2 separate regions of the Homo sapiens genome follow, and region 2 is linked to region 1. A link is a loop called in an ENCODE intact Hi-C map of the cell type or tissue named here. Cell type or tissue: Panc1. All regions are shown on one strand. Links, peaks and the distances in the headings refer to the core of each region. The heading gives the core; the rest is flanking DNA.

The links. Hi-C counts contacts between places; a loop is a spot of excess contacts. Peaks named below come from ENCODE experiments on the same cell type or tissue, not always from the same donor. Only the 100,000 strongest peaks of a DNase experiment are listed, where the experiment ranks them.
Region 2: a loop joins it to region 1, with 2.2 times the contacts of the local background. A loop is called at or near these places in 7 of 110 quality-filtered maps.

The regions. Positions count from the first base shown.
Region 1 is chr17:33,776,173-33,782,343 of GRCh38, forward strand. It overlaps a transcript of ASIC2 not described here. Among named protein-coding and RNA genes, the nearest start is that of ASIC2-AS1, 220 kb to the left of the region's middle. In Panc1, for the core only: CTCF peaks have their summits at 3,121 (motif pointing right) and 3,326; a DNase peak (open chromatin) is centred at 3,159; H3K27me3 peaks cover 626 bases.
Region 2 is chr17:33,932,117-33,938,287 of GRCh38, forward strand. LOC107985038 (a long non-coding RNA gene) reads right to left here. Exons shown (of 2, transcript XR_001752840.2): 2 at 3,326-4,706. LOC124903983 (a long non-coding RNA gene) reads right to left here and starts at 530. Exons shown (of 2, transcript XR_007065719.1): 1 at 484-530. It also overlaps a transcript of ASIC2 not described here. In Panc1, for the core only: no CTCF peak of the experiment used is centred there; no DNase peak of the experiment used is centred there.

The DNA of each region.
Region 1 (6,171 bases), core at 1,568-4,067:
CCTGCCTAAATTCATATGTTGAAATCCTAACCCTCAAGGTTATTGGTATTAGGAGGTGGGGCCTTTGGGAGGTGAGTAGGTCCTGAGGGTGAAACCCTCATAATTGGGATAGCCCCTTATAAAAGAGACCTCAGGGAACTTCTTCATCCTGTCTGCCATGTAAGGTTACAGCAAAAAAATGGCAGCCTATGAGCCAGGAAGCAGGCTTTCACCAGACACCAACTCTGCTGGCATCTTGGTCTTGGTTTCCAGCCTCTAGAATGATTGGTTGTTTATAAGCCACCAGTCTGTGGTATTCTGTTTCAGGAGTCCGAACAGACTAGATGGTAAGGTTGCCAGATAAAATACAGGATGCAGAGTTACATTTGAAATTCAGATAGACAACTGCTACAGGGCTGCTGGCCTTGGGCCTGGAACTCCTCGCTGTCACCCACACCTGGCCCTCTGTGAATCGAGGCCAAAGGAGGGAAGCAGGGGCAAGCAAACACACAAAGGCCGGGGGGTCCAGTGTGGTGCTGAGTGAGTTCCTGGTCTGGACTCGGAGGCCTGAGCTCTACCGTGGCTTTTTCACACCCTCGCTCTGTGACTTTAGGCAGAGCACCTAGCTGGGCTTCGGGCTTCGTGATAGAATTTGAGTTTTCGGATACTCTCTACTTTATTCGTTAGCACAGGAATGCCATTTTTATAAATAATAATAATAACAATGGCCATTGCCACTGGCTTAGTGTGGCCCTTACATCTTTCGCTGGGTGACCTCCCATCTCCAGCCTCGCTCCCTCCATCCTGAGCACCGTGTGACCCTGTGTCTCCCCTTCCGAGCCCTGCGATGGCTTCCCATTACCACCAAGCCGATGTCTGCCTCTTGGGCATGGCATCCACAGCCCATGTAAGCTGGCACCAAGCCAATGTCTGCCTCTTGGGCATGGCATCCACAGCCCATGTAAGCTGGCGCCCGCTGATCCCCTTAGGGTCACCATCTTCACCACCTATTCATTTTCTATCCTGTAATTCCTGAATTCCCTGAGCTTCTCAGAATGAATGGCACTTCTGCCCCTCTGGGCTTTTGCCTGCATCCTATCTGCCTGAATCGTTAAATGAATGAATGAATGGGGAAAAAGAGCATGTGTATAAGCCATAATGGCTTCCAAAACTATTATCACCAGCCTTCATCACAGAATAATTTAATTGGTTCCTCATGATGGGTCATGATGAAGGCAGCCAGGAGTATCTTGGGATTCTGGTGTGAAGTTGCAGGGACTTCTTTTGGGGCTTAATATGATTGATGTGATACAAGCCCTGGAAATGAGGCTGCCAAGGAAAGTCCCCACCTCCCTCCCAGCCCACCAACCCACCATGACACATCTGTTTGAACAACTGGGCTGCAGACTGAGCTCAAGCAAAAGTCATGTGGGAACCTGGTTCTAGTGCACAGAGAGGTTTGACAAATTGCCATTTGGACACCTGAATTCAGCCTGCTGTGCGGTAACTGAAGGGATGCTTCCTGGCTTCCTATCTTTGACTAGAAAATGAATGTCCAGGTTAATTATAAGCTGGAAAAAAGATTACCTGATGCATAATGTCCTTTGTGATGTTATTAAAAGTCCTCCCAGGTAGCAGGTGTGCGGTTATTATCGTAACAAGACAATGGGGTGGCACCAAGTGCTTCTCTCCTTCCTCAAAGTGGACCTTGATGACACCTCTTGCAGGAAGCCTTCAGTGATTACCTCTTGACTTCCCATTGCCCTGCACTGACTCAGCTCAGCCCTGCTGACTCTCATTTCCTTATTTCCACGATGGGCTGTGTGTCAATGTGGCCCTTCTCAGGATAGCACTATCAATGACCTTACTCGTGGGCCTTCCGCTGGGAAATAGGAGGAGGCTGTGTGTCCTCAATGTCCCCTTGGTATCACTGCTGATTCACTGAGCTACCTTGTGAGGGGATGCACTCATCTCAAGCCCATCTCCTCTTTTCTAAAATGGAGGTGAGTTGCTCCTGTCTGAGATCTCAGGGGGAATTGAAAAGAGTTTGGAGATCCTCTGTGAATACTTATAAAAAAAGCTCTTGCTTCAAAACTAGAAGCATGAGTGTAAAAAAGAAAAATATGGATGCTGAACACACTGGAACCAATACATCCAAAAGAACACAGTCCTTGTCAAAGTCGTGCCTGTACCAGCCACACCTCATCCCCTGCCCTTGCTTGCTTACCAGGCTTTGAGAAACACCTTTTAGCTAGTTTATCAGCAGATAGGCAAAAAAACAATTTTGTGCCTTGGATTCATACCTTTAAAAAAACCCTCAAATCCCATTATCCATTGGATGATTTGGCCCAGAAAGACTGTTTCTGAAAATCAAATTCACCTCCTGGGGATAAACACTTGTCACCACTGAGATAATTCAAGAGCTTATCTCCCCATAAATTTATTCTCCTCCCTCAACAGGCGGCCTGATATCATAGAAGGAGTTTTAGAATCAGACCAGAATTCTGACTTCTTCACTTCTCTACTGGGTAGCATTGGGCAAGTGACTCAACCTCTCTGAGCCTCGACGTCCTCTCCAAGATAAGATGGGAAAGAGTAACTAAACGCACAGGGTATTGATGCACGTTAAGTGAGATAATGTCTAGACTGCATAGTGGATACTCATGAAGTATTAGTCTCTCTCTTCTTCCCTTCCTCTGAATCTCACCAAGCTGGCCCCTACTGGGTAGCAATAGGGGCAGGGCGCCTAGGGTATTCTAACTTATGCTATGTTTAAGTCATCTTGTCCTTATTTTGCTCATCCCCCTCCTGGCATCTTAAGTGCAGGGCCTTACTCATGTCTGTATCCCTTACAGTGCTAGTGTGGTGCTTGGCACATAGTAGGTGCTCAAAAAATCTGTTTCATTGAGTCAAATATGTCATAGGGGCCCAGACCACTTTTAATAGAAGAATAAGCCATGCAGGACGGCCATGCAATCAGAAGGATGCCATTCCAGGGTAATAAGTAACTATTGGCAGTCATTTTGTAAACACATTTGGCTTCCCAGGGTGTCTGCTTTGAACCTCTTAGAATTCTGTTAAGTTCTGTTGTTCCTTAAAAAAAAGATTAACTCTGCCTGGGGTGCAGTTCTTCAGCTGCCCTCCAGATGGCGGTGTTCAACACAGATTTATCTCAACCGCTCAAGCCCCTGGGAACTCAACACAAGAAAAAAAAAATCTCTGTTTTATTATCAATGCATTAAGAATGAATTTATCATCCCGGCTCAGCAAAAGTCTAGTTATTCTGTAAGAAGCTTTATCCCTAGCTAACGTGCAGCTTAATCAGTTCAGTTAGATACAAAGCCAGCTAGGGCTTTTGTCCCGTGTTCAGAATGAATAACCTAGTGCTCTCAGAAGTTTCAGCTTTCCTGGCAGACAAACCTAAGAAACTTAGTTTCTCTCCGGGATCCTTGGGCTGGGGGTTGTGGGGAAAGTGTGGGAGAAATAATATATGCAGAAAGTTCTATATCCTGAAGTGAGGGGGAGGGATGATGGATTATCCCGCAAAGGGGTTTTAGTGGGATAATAATAACAACAGCAAAACAACAGCAGCAGCAACTAAGGTTCACTGGATGTTTACCGCATGCCAAGCACCACTCAAATGCCTGACTATTCCAACTCATTTAATCTTCGCACAACCCTATGTGGCAGGGACTCTTGCTATCATAGTTTTATGGATGATGAAATTGAAATCTAGAGAGTGAGTGAATTGGACATTGTCCCATACCTAGTGGGTGACAGAAGTAGCATTTAGACCCAGGTCTGGCTACAGAAGCCTTTTTTTTTTTTTTTTTTTTTGAGACAGAGTCTCACTGTGTTGCCCAGGCTTGAGTGCAGTGGCATGATCTTAGCTCACTCCAACTTCCACCTCCCAGGCTCAAGCAATTCTCCTTCCTCAGCCTTCTGAGTAGCTGGGAACACAGGTGCCCGCCACCATGCCTGCCTAATTTTTGTATTTTTGGTAGAGACGGGGTTTTGCTATGTTGCCCAGGCTGGTCTTGAACTCCTGACCTCAAGTGATCCTCCTGCCTTGGCTTCCCAAAGTGCTGGGATTACAGGGGTCAGCCACCACACCTGGCCTGGAAGCTATGGTCTTAACTGCCAGGCTATGCTGCCTCCCCTGGGTGGCAGACCACAAGTGGGCTGAGGATATATACTCCATACTTCTGAACATCTTGAACCACCAATGCCCACCCCATTGTAGCCACAGTGTTCCCTAGCCCACAAGCAAGAGCAAGAAGTAGAAAAGCCCAGTGCAAACCCATCCCTGTCTTGGGGAAACAGTGCAAAGCACACACTACACCTACTCCAGGTGTAATAATATAGGTTGTTGGAAGAACACCCAAGTTTTACAGCCAAAGGGACCTGAGTTTGAATCCCTATCCAGTCAATTTCTTGGATGAGTTACTTAACACCCTAGAATCTCAAATAGTAGGTGCAGTCCAAAGGTGGGAAAATCCGGCAGTTGCAAACTCTCAGGAATCAGCAGTTATGTGGCGGGCACTGTCCCCAGAACCCAGGTACCAGGAGTCAGCTCAGGTTCTGCTCCCAGGCAGTGGAGGACTCTGAGCAGGGAAGGCGGGAGGGCCCTTCAGGGAGCAAGACCTGGTCTGCCAGGGTGGTCATTGACTTAACAGTGAAGTGCTTTTGTGTCACTCAGCCTAGATATGACTCTTGGGCTCTTCTCTTTATCAGCCATATGACCCAGGCCAAGTTGTTTAGCTGCTCTGAGCCTCAGTTCTCTCATCCATAAAATGGATGTGATAAGTTAATGTGTGTGAACAGCTTGGCACAGGGCCGGGCTCAGGCCATGTGAGGATCGGGGGTAATGAGCATGCAGAGGCATGATGATGAATCGTATCCTGAAAGGAAACTCAAGGCATACAGAGGGTCGCCATCACTGGGTTGGTGTGGAGGGGGATGGGGGTGGTTCCCTTATCCTAAACCTTTCTCCCAGCCCTGCTTCCCAAAGTGCCCGCGTTTAATGTTTGCTAACAGCCACGCAGCTTAATCTTCACTGCCTGCTGCTTTCCTGTTAGAAATGACCAAAGCTTTGCCCCTGTGGCCACTGGACCATGCTAAAGAGCCCGAGACGCCTCTCCACAGCATTTCTGAGTGGCTGGCTACGTGTCTTTTTGTTTTGCTCAGGTGTCTGTGTGTGCATTTCTTGGAATTGCTTTCTGGAACACTAAGATCAATATTGTCTCTAACATTGGTCTTGAGAGATGCTGGGGACAGCGCAGGATGATGGAGTGGGTGGGATTGGGAGGCAGACATAGAGGGGTGAGGTAGGGTGAACAGTCACTTCCATCGAGCCCATTCACCAAAAGTGGATCCTTGCCACCAGTGTTGTAGTAACAGTAATGCATTTGGACATGATAGTCATGAAAACCATGATGGAAAGGCTTTCAAGGACACAGAGCGAACACAGGAGTCAGCCCTGCTCCACATAGAATTAAAGCATCTGAAGTCAGCTGTGAGACAAATGGAGAAGGTGGCCCTTGAATACTGCTCCTTTCCCCCACCGCTGACAGTCTTTGCTGTCCCCACCTCCCCTTCCTGATTTCCCAGTCTCCCACATAGGAGCAAGGGGCTTTCCATGGACCCAGCCTTAAAGACATAATAAGGCATCCTTGATTCTTCCTTTACCTTCCTATAACACCCTGTTCGTCAGAAATTCCTTTTGACTCCACTTGTAGATATAACTTGAGTGCCTCCCATTTCTTCTTCTCTGGCCCAGCTCAAGCCACCGGTGGCTCTCTTATAGATTTCTGTAGGAACCTCCCCTGCATGGTCTCCCTGCCTCCAATCTGGCCTCTTGCAATGCATTCTCCCACAGCAGGCAGACTGGCTTTTATATATTCCAGATAGAAGTTCTTTGTCTGATCGGTGGTTTGCAGATATTTTCTCCCAGTCTGAAGCTTATCTTTTCAACCAGGGTCTTTTGTAGAGCAAACATTTTTAATTTTAATGAAGTCCAATTTATACATTTTTTCTTTTACAGATAATACTTTTGTGTATGTCCAAAAACTCTGCCTAGCCCTCAGTCCTGGGGCCTTTATCTTATTTTTTTCCCCTATAAGCTTCAAAGTTTAACATTTTTACATTTACATCTGTGGTCCTCTTTGAATTAGTTTTTGTAAAGTATAAGGT
Region 2 (6,171 bases), core at 1,574-4,073, 160 kb after region 1:
TCTGGAATGGGTTCTTTCTCCCTCTCTCTCCCTTCACCAGGTGCTCCTGCAGAGGAACCTGGTGTCTTCCCCACCCCAGGCTGCAGGAGCTCTCTGTTCAATGCAGTATCCACTGGCCACATGTGGCTTTGAGCTCCTGAAACATGGCTGGTCTAAACTGAGATATGCTATAAGTGTACAGTACACATCAGATTTTGAAGACAGTATGACAAAAGGTGAAATATGTCATGAATATTGTTTATATTGATTGCATGTGGAAATGATAATACTTTGGATATATGAGGCTAAATAAAATATAGTATAAAAGCCAGGCATGGTGGCTCATGCCTGTAATCCCAGCACTTGGGGAGGCTGAGGCTGGCGGGTCACTTGAGGTCACCTGAAGTTGGGAGTTCGAGACCACCCTGACCAACATGGAGAAACCCTGTCTGTGCTAAAAATACAAAATTAGCCGAGCATGGTGGCACATGCCTGTAATCTCACCTATTTGGGAAGCTGAGGCAGGAGAATTGCTTGAATCCAGGAGGCGGAGGTTGCAGTGAGCCAAGATCATACCATTGCACTCCAGCCTGGGCAACAAAAGCGAAACTTTGTTTCAAAAAAAAAAAAAAAAAAAAAAAAAAAAATATATATATATATATATATAGTATGATAAATTAATTTCCCCTGTTTTATTTTTAAAATATGGTCACTGGAAACTTTAAAAGTGCCTTTGTGGCTTGCATTAAATTTCTATTGGGCAATGCTGTCCTAGAAGCATTTTAGACTGCAGAGGTTTAGAGATTTACAGCTGAGACTCTGGGTGAAGAGCAGGAATGAGAAAGATCAAGAAGGCAAAGATTCTGCCACTTCTCTGCTCAAAACTTTCTAAATTTTGATTCCTTCTGATTCCTTCCTCAAGACCTCTGAGGTCTCTAAGGCCCTGGAGGCCTTGCACAGGCTGGTCCATGTCCTCCCACCCTCGTATGTCTCCTGGAGCTCCAGTCAACCTGACCTTGCTTTTCAGCATAGCCAGCCATGCCCATCACAGGGCCTTTGCACATGCTGTTACTTCTGCCTAAAACACTCTCCCCTGGACAGTTGCATGCTTAGAAAGTCACCTCCTCAAAGAAGCCATCCCTGATTCACTTCCTCAATCCCAGTCAGAACCAATCACTATCCCTTCACCCTGCTTTGTTTTTCTTTAAAATTCTTATTACTCCCTGACATTGAATTGCATGTTTACTTTCTGTTTCCTCCAGACAGGGAGCCTCTGTCTCTTTTATTCACCGCAGTGCCTGGCACATACTGGATACTCAGAGAATGCTTGTTCAATGAACACAAACATCAATGCTGCAAGGCCAATGAGATTCAGCCATTTTTCAAATGAATAAGCTCAGGCTTGGAAAGAGGTGAGTACGGGACAGAGCAGGAATTGATTTCAGCGACTGCACCGAGCTGTGAGGGACAGTGGCTGGGTGACCTGGGAAGTCACCTCTTCTAGGACCTCATGCACTGGGAATGTGCCCTAATCCAGGGGATGAGGACCAACTTAGCAGGGAAGAAAATAAAACCAAGAGAAAAAGGCCACTCTGACTTGCTCTGGACATTTCCTGTGGGAAACAGATGTCAGGATTAAAAGGAAAGAGCAGGTGTGAGGTCTCACTCGTTCATACTCCGGCATCACAGAATCCTTTGAGGAGGCACGTGGGGCCAACCTAGACAGGCTATCAATAATCAAGGTCCTTCCAGATGCACGAAACAGGCCTTAGAGCCTCAGAGCTGCAGGAGATTTTCATGCCTGCCCCTTGGGCACATCCCAAGATCAGGAGCTCACTCCTTCCAAGGCAGCCGAGCTGTTAGTTTTTCTGTTCACTTTAATCAACAGAACGTATTTGATTCTTTCGGGTCAGCAGCGACTTTCTTGTAGTTGATGTTTTTCAGACACTTGTTCTAGTTTTGGACTTCTGGGGGCACATTGAACAGACTAATTCCTGCTCCCTAGATCAGCCCTTCTGAGACAGAAGGTCACGGTGGCTGAGAAGCTGAACTTCCCAGGAAGCACATTCTCGGCAGGCCTGCCCTGTGATCTCACCTGCAAGGGGACAATTTGGAAATCAAGTATTATGGCTTAGCAATTCGGGGGCTGATTCTCTGAGGCCACAGCCTTCTCCTTGCTCACCCAGAGTAATGCCAGTTCGAAACGGCCAGCCCGACTTCTCTTCTGACTTCCAAACTCAAACTTGCATTTTCTTGTTACTTTAGCAACATTGATTCAAGCACTTGTGTGTGCCAGGTATGATGCCACACCTTGAGGATAGAATAATGAAGAAGATATAGCCCCTGGTCTCGGGGAGTTCATAGTCTTTGTGGAAAGGCTGACAAGTCCACAAGGTATTAAAACCCAGCAGGATCCAGGCTGGAATGAAGGCAACTCTCAAGGGCACAGGCCGTGGGCACCGAGGAGGACCTGACACACCCCGTGGGATGCAAGGAGGACACCCTGGAGGAGGCAAGGCCAATGCTGCCAATTTCCCATTGCCTACCGGGGAGTTCAGTCTGTAAGTCCCACAGATGCTTCTAGTGAAACCCATTTGTCATCTTAATCAAGAAAGTTCAAAATCATCATCTCATGCTTTCTTTCCACCTTAGCCTATCTCCAACACACTTGCATACACCCACATGGGTGCCCATACATGCAAACAGAGTCACTTCTATCTCCTTGCCTAATCTTTCTCAAACCTGTCCCTCCCCCTCAAGCTTTCCAGCTCCTATCAATTCTCACAGACCTGTAGTGCCATACTCCCCACTGCTCCATCCCTCTGCCACCCCATTCTCCACTGTGCTGGAAAGGTCCTCATACATACTGACATGCAAATGACCATGGATCCCTATTTCCAGCAGGCAAGACTCCCCAGAAGCTGGCTGTCTAGGGCCCTGGGCAGCCTGTCCAGCACCATCCCTGTGAGCCCTGCCTGCAAGCCTCAAGCGCCAGCCATGCTGGCATGCTTGCCCTGCCCCAAACAATCATGTCACACTCGTTCCCACCTCTGTGCTCCTTTACACACACTGCCCCCTACATCTGGAACACCCTGCCCTTTCTTTTCAGCCCCCAAACCTCCTAGTCATCCTTTAAACCCACTCAAATGTCACCTTTTCTGTATAACCTCCCTCGGACAGTCAGTTGCTCTTACTGAGAAAAGAATGCTGTGCCATCATAGCCATTATCATCAGCCCACTAGCCAAGGGGCTTCTCCCCACCTCCAGGCTGGGACTCTCAGAGAGCAAAGACAGTGTGTAATTCATCTGTGAGCCCCAGAACATAGCAGAGAACTTAGTAATAACATTAATAAACAATGCTATTATTTATTAATGATGAATACAACCAGCAATAGCAATGAATAAAAATACTGATGAATAATAAGGAATAGCAATGAAAATACCTGGCATCATCATGATGATATTACCATCCATGGTGCCAAGCCCCTTGCTAAGGACTCTATAAGAAAGATCTCATTTAATCTCTCGGTATCCTCTAAAATCCTGCTCCCACATTGTGGATGAGGAAACTACAGCTCAGAGGGTATAAATCCCTCTCCTGGGGTCATACTTTTTGTAAACAGCAGAGACGAGATTTGAAGCCATGTCCATCTGATCTCCAAGCTTGTGCTGTGCGCTTTAGCCACTGTGCTTCTCTGGGACACAAAAAGGGATACTGAATTAATTACCACAGGTGCTAGAGAGCCAGTTCCTCAGAACACCTTATCTGCTGCAATTCCTGTGACCTTTCAGTATCAACTCAAAGTTATCAATTAAGCTCTGTCTCTAGGGAGGTGAGACAGGGCTCTCATTCCATGAGATCTGGCTCTGCCAATCTCAGGCTGTGTGATACTGGGCAGGTGACTTACCTCTCTGGGCCTCAGGCTCCTCATCTATAAAATGGGGACATGCAAGTCCCTAACCCAGAAGGTCAGTGTGGGGATCGAACAGGAGATAGCACATGAAGAGCACAGGTTGAGTTTGTGGGGTGCGGGGGCGTTTGGTAGGACAGTCAGTGGTTTACCAAACCAAAGTGCAAGCTGAAAGTTTCGGACCCCAGGGATCAGTGAAAGAGCTTAAAGAGCCCAGTCTCAGGGATCAGTGCCCACAAAGGTCTGGAATTCTGGATGTCAGGATAAAGAGAGTTGACAGGGAGACTGAGATTCACCCTCACCCTACACGGGGATGTTTTCCTCTGACCCCTTTTAGCTTCCTTTTTTGGACTGCACGTGGTCTCAGAACGGGGCCTCCACAGCCCAGGCGAGGTGGTCTGTGGACATGGCTCCTGTAAGTGCCCACCAGACAGAGTGTGAGGCAGCCAAGCTGAGGTCGGCACTGGAAGAGCCCAAGAGAAAGCTTGGGAGGTCCATGGTGGCCACTGAAGTCCAGAAGACAAGACAGACTTAGGCAGGCCAGAAGGGAAACTACTCCTCTGTGAGGGGCTGGGAGGACAGAGGAGGAGCCCAGGTGTCCTGTGGAGAACTGAATTTCAGAAGAATTTCTTGGGGGCTCTGGAGCGCCCCGCAGAACCACCTCAAGGCAAGAGCAGGAACCAAGAGGCCTCTGAGTTCTTGCTGTATGACTTGGAAAAATGTTCCGCCCCTCCCTGGGCCTCGTTTCCTCCACTGTATGATGAGGGAGTGAACTCTGAGATCACGTCTATATCGATCACCATCATTCCATGTGACCTGAAGAGACAAGCATGAACACATCGCTCTAAGCCTCAGTTTCCTCATGTGTACAGCAAGACTAGAAATGGCTGTCTGTTAAGGCTGCTGTGCGTACAGTGCCTGGGAGGTAGCACACAGTAGGTACTCAATTAATTCCCACCCTCCACCTCCACCAAGCCCAAGCGGAGAGAGTTAGAGTCCTCCTGTCTGTCTCTCTCCCTTCCTCAGTGACTCTGGGAGGCTGGGGTTTTCACCCACTATGCCAGCCTAGCAACTGGCAACTGGGCCATCCCTGCTGGGAAATGCCTCTTTTTGGAGATGAAGTCTCACTCTGTCACCCAGGCTGGAGTGTAGTGGTGCAATCTTGGCTCACTGCAAACTCCGCCTCCTGTGTTCAAGTGATTCTCCTGCCTCAGCCTCCCAATTAGCTGGGATTACACTCACGTGCCACCACACCCAGCTAATTTTTGTATTTTTGATAGAGATGGGGTTTCGCCATGTTGGTCAGGCTGGTCCCAAACTGACCTCACGTGATCTGCCCACCTCGGCCTCCCAAAGTGCTGGGATTACAGGTGTGAGCCAGCATGCCCGGCTGAAAATGCCTCTTTTGAATCAGAGCTCTTTTTTTTTTTTCCCCATCAGAATGTAATGTATACTCATTAACAGAGAAACTGGAGCATATTGGAGAAAAGAAGAAAAATAAATCACTTGTGACTCTACTAACATTTCATAGCATGCCTTCCTTTTTCTATGCAGAGTACTCCTTAAGTGGGTAAGGTCATTTTCAATATTCAATGTCATTTCCTGGTTTCTTCTACTTAAGGCTATCACAAACTTTCCTATGTTGGTATAAACATATTTTTAATGGCTGTCCTGAGATTTCCCTAGCCAGCCCTATCCACATTGCCAGGTATTCATGAAGTTTCCAAATGTCCAGTCTTCTAAAAGCAAAGAGCCACGGATATTTAATTCATTGAGAGTTTTGTTTGTTTGTTTGTTTTCCCCCACTGCTTTTAGAAAATTTTTTTTTCTCTTAGCACAAACTGCCAGAAGTAGGCTTCTGGTACAAAGCAGATGATGACTTTTAGGGCTGGCAATTTCTGTCCTTTGTGGGCAACATTGCCATTAACTTACTGATGACTTGGGGTTTCCAGAGTCCTGGATAAAGAAGAAAGGAGTTTCCTAGGGAACAAGCCTAAATCTCCTGGGAAGAATCAGTGAGAGCCTTTAAGTTTATTTCCTCCTTTTCTGGCCTGGTTTGAATAGAGCCCCAGGGCAGGAGGGTTTTTCTGAGCTACCTGAACTTTAAATACCTGCCTGGGGCTTCCTTTACTGAATCTTATATTTTCCTCCCTGTGTTATGCCAAGGTCTGGGAGTTTGGAGGGATGCCCTAAACGGGACAAAAAGGGGTTACTGGGGATCAGGGAGTAGGAAGCTGGGCCAGCACCAGAGCCCCTGATTTCTTCAGCTGGGGGCTCCCTC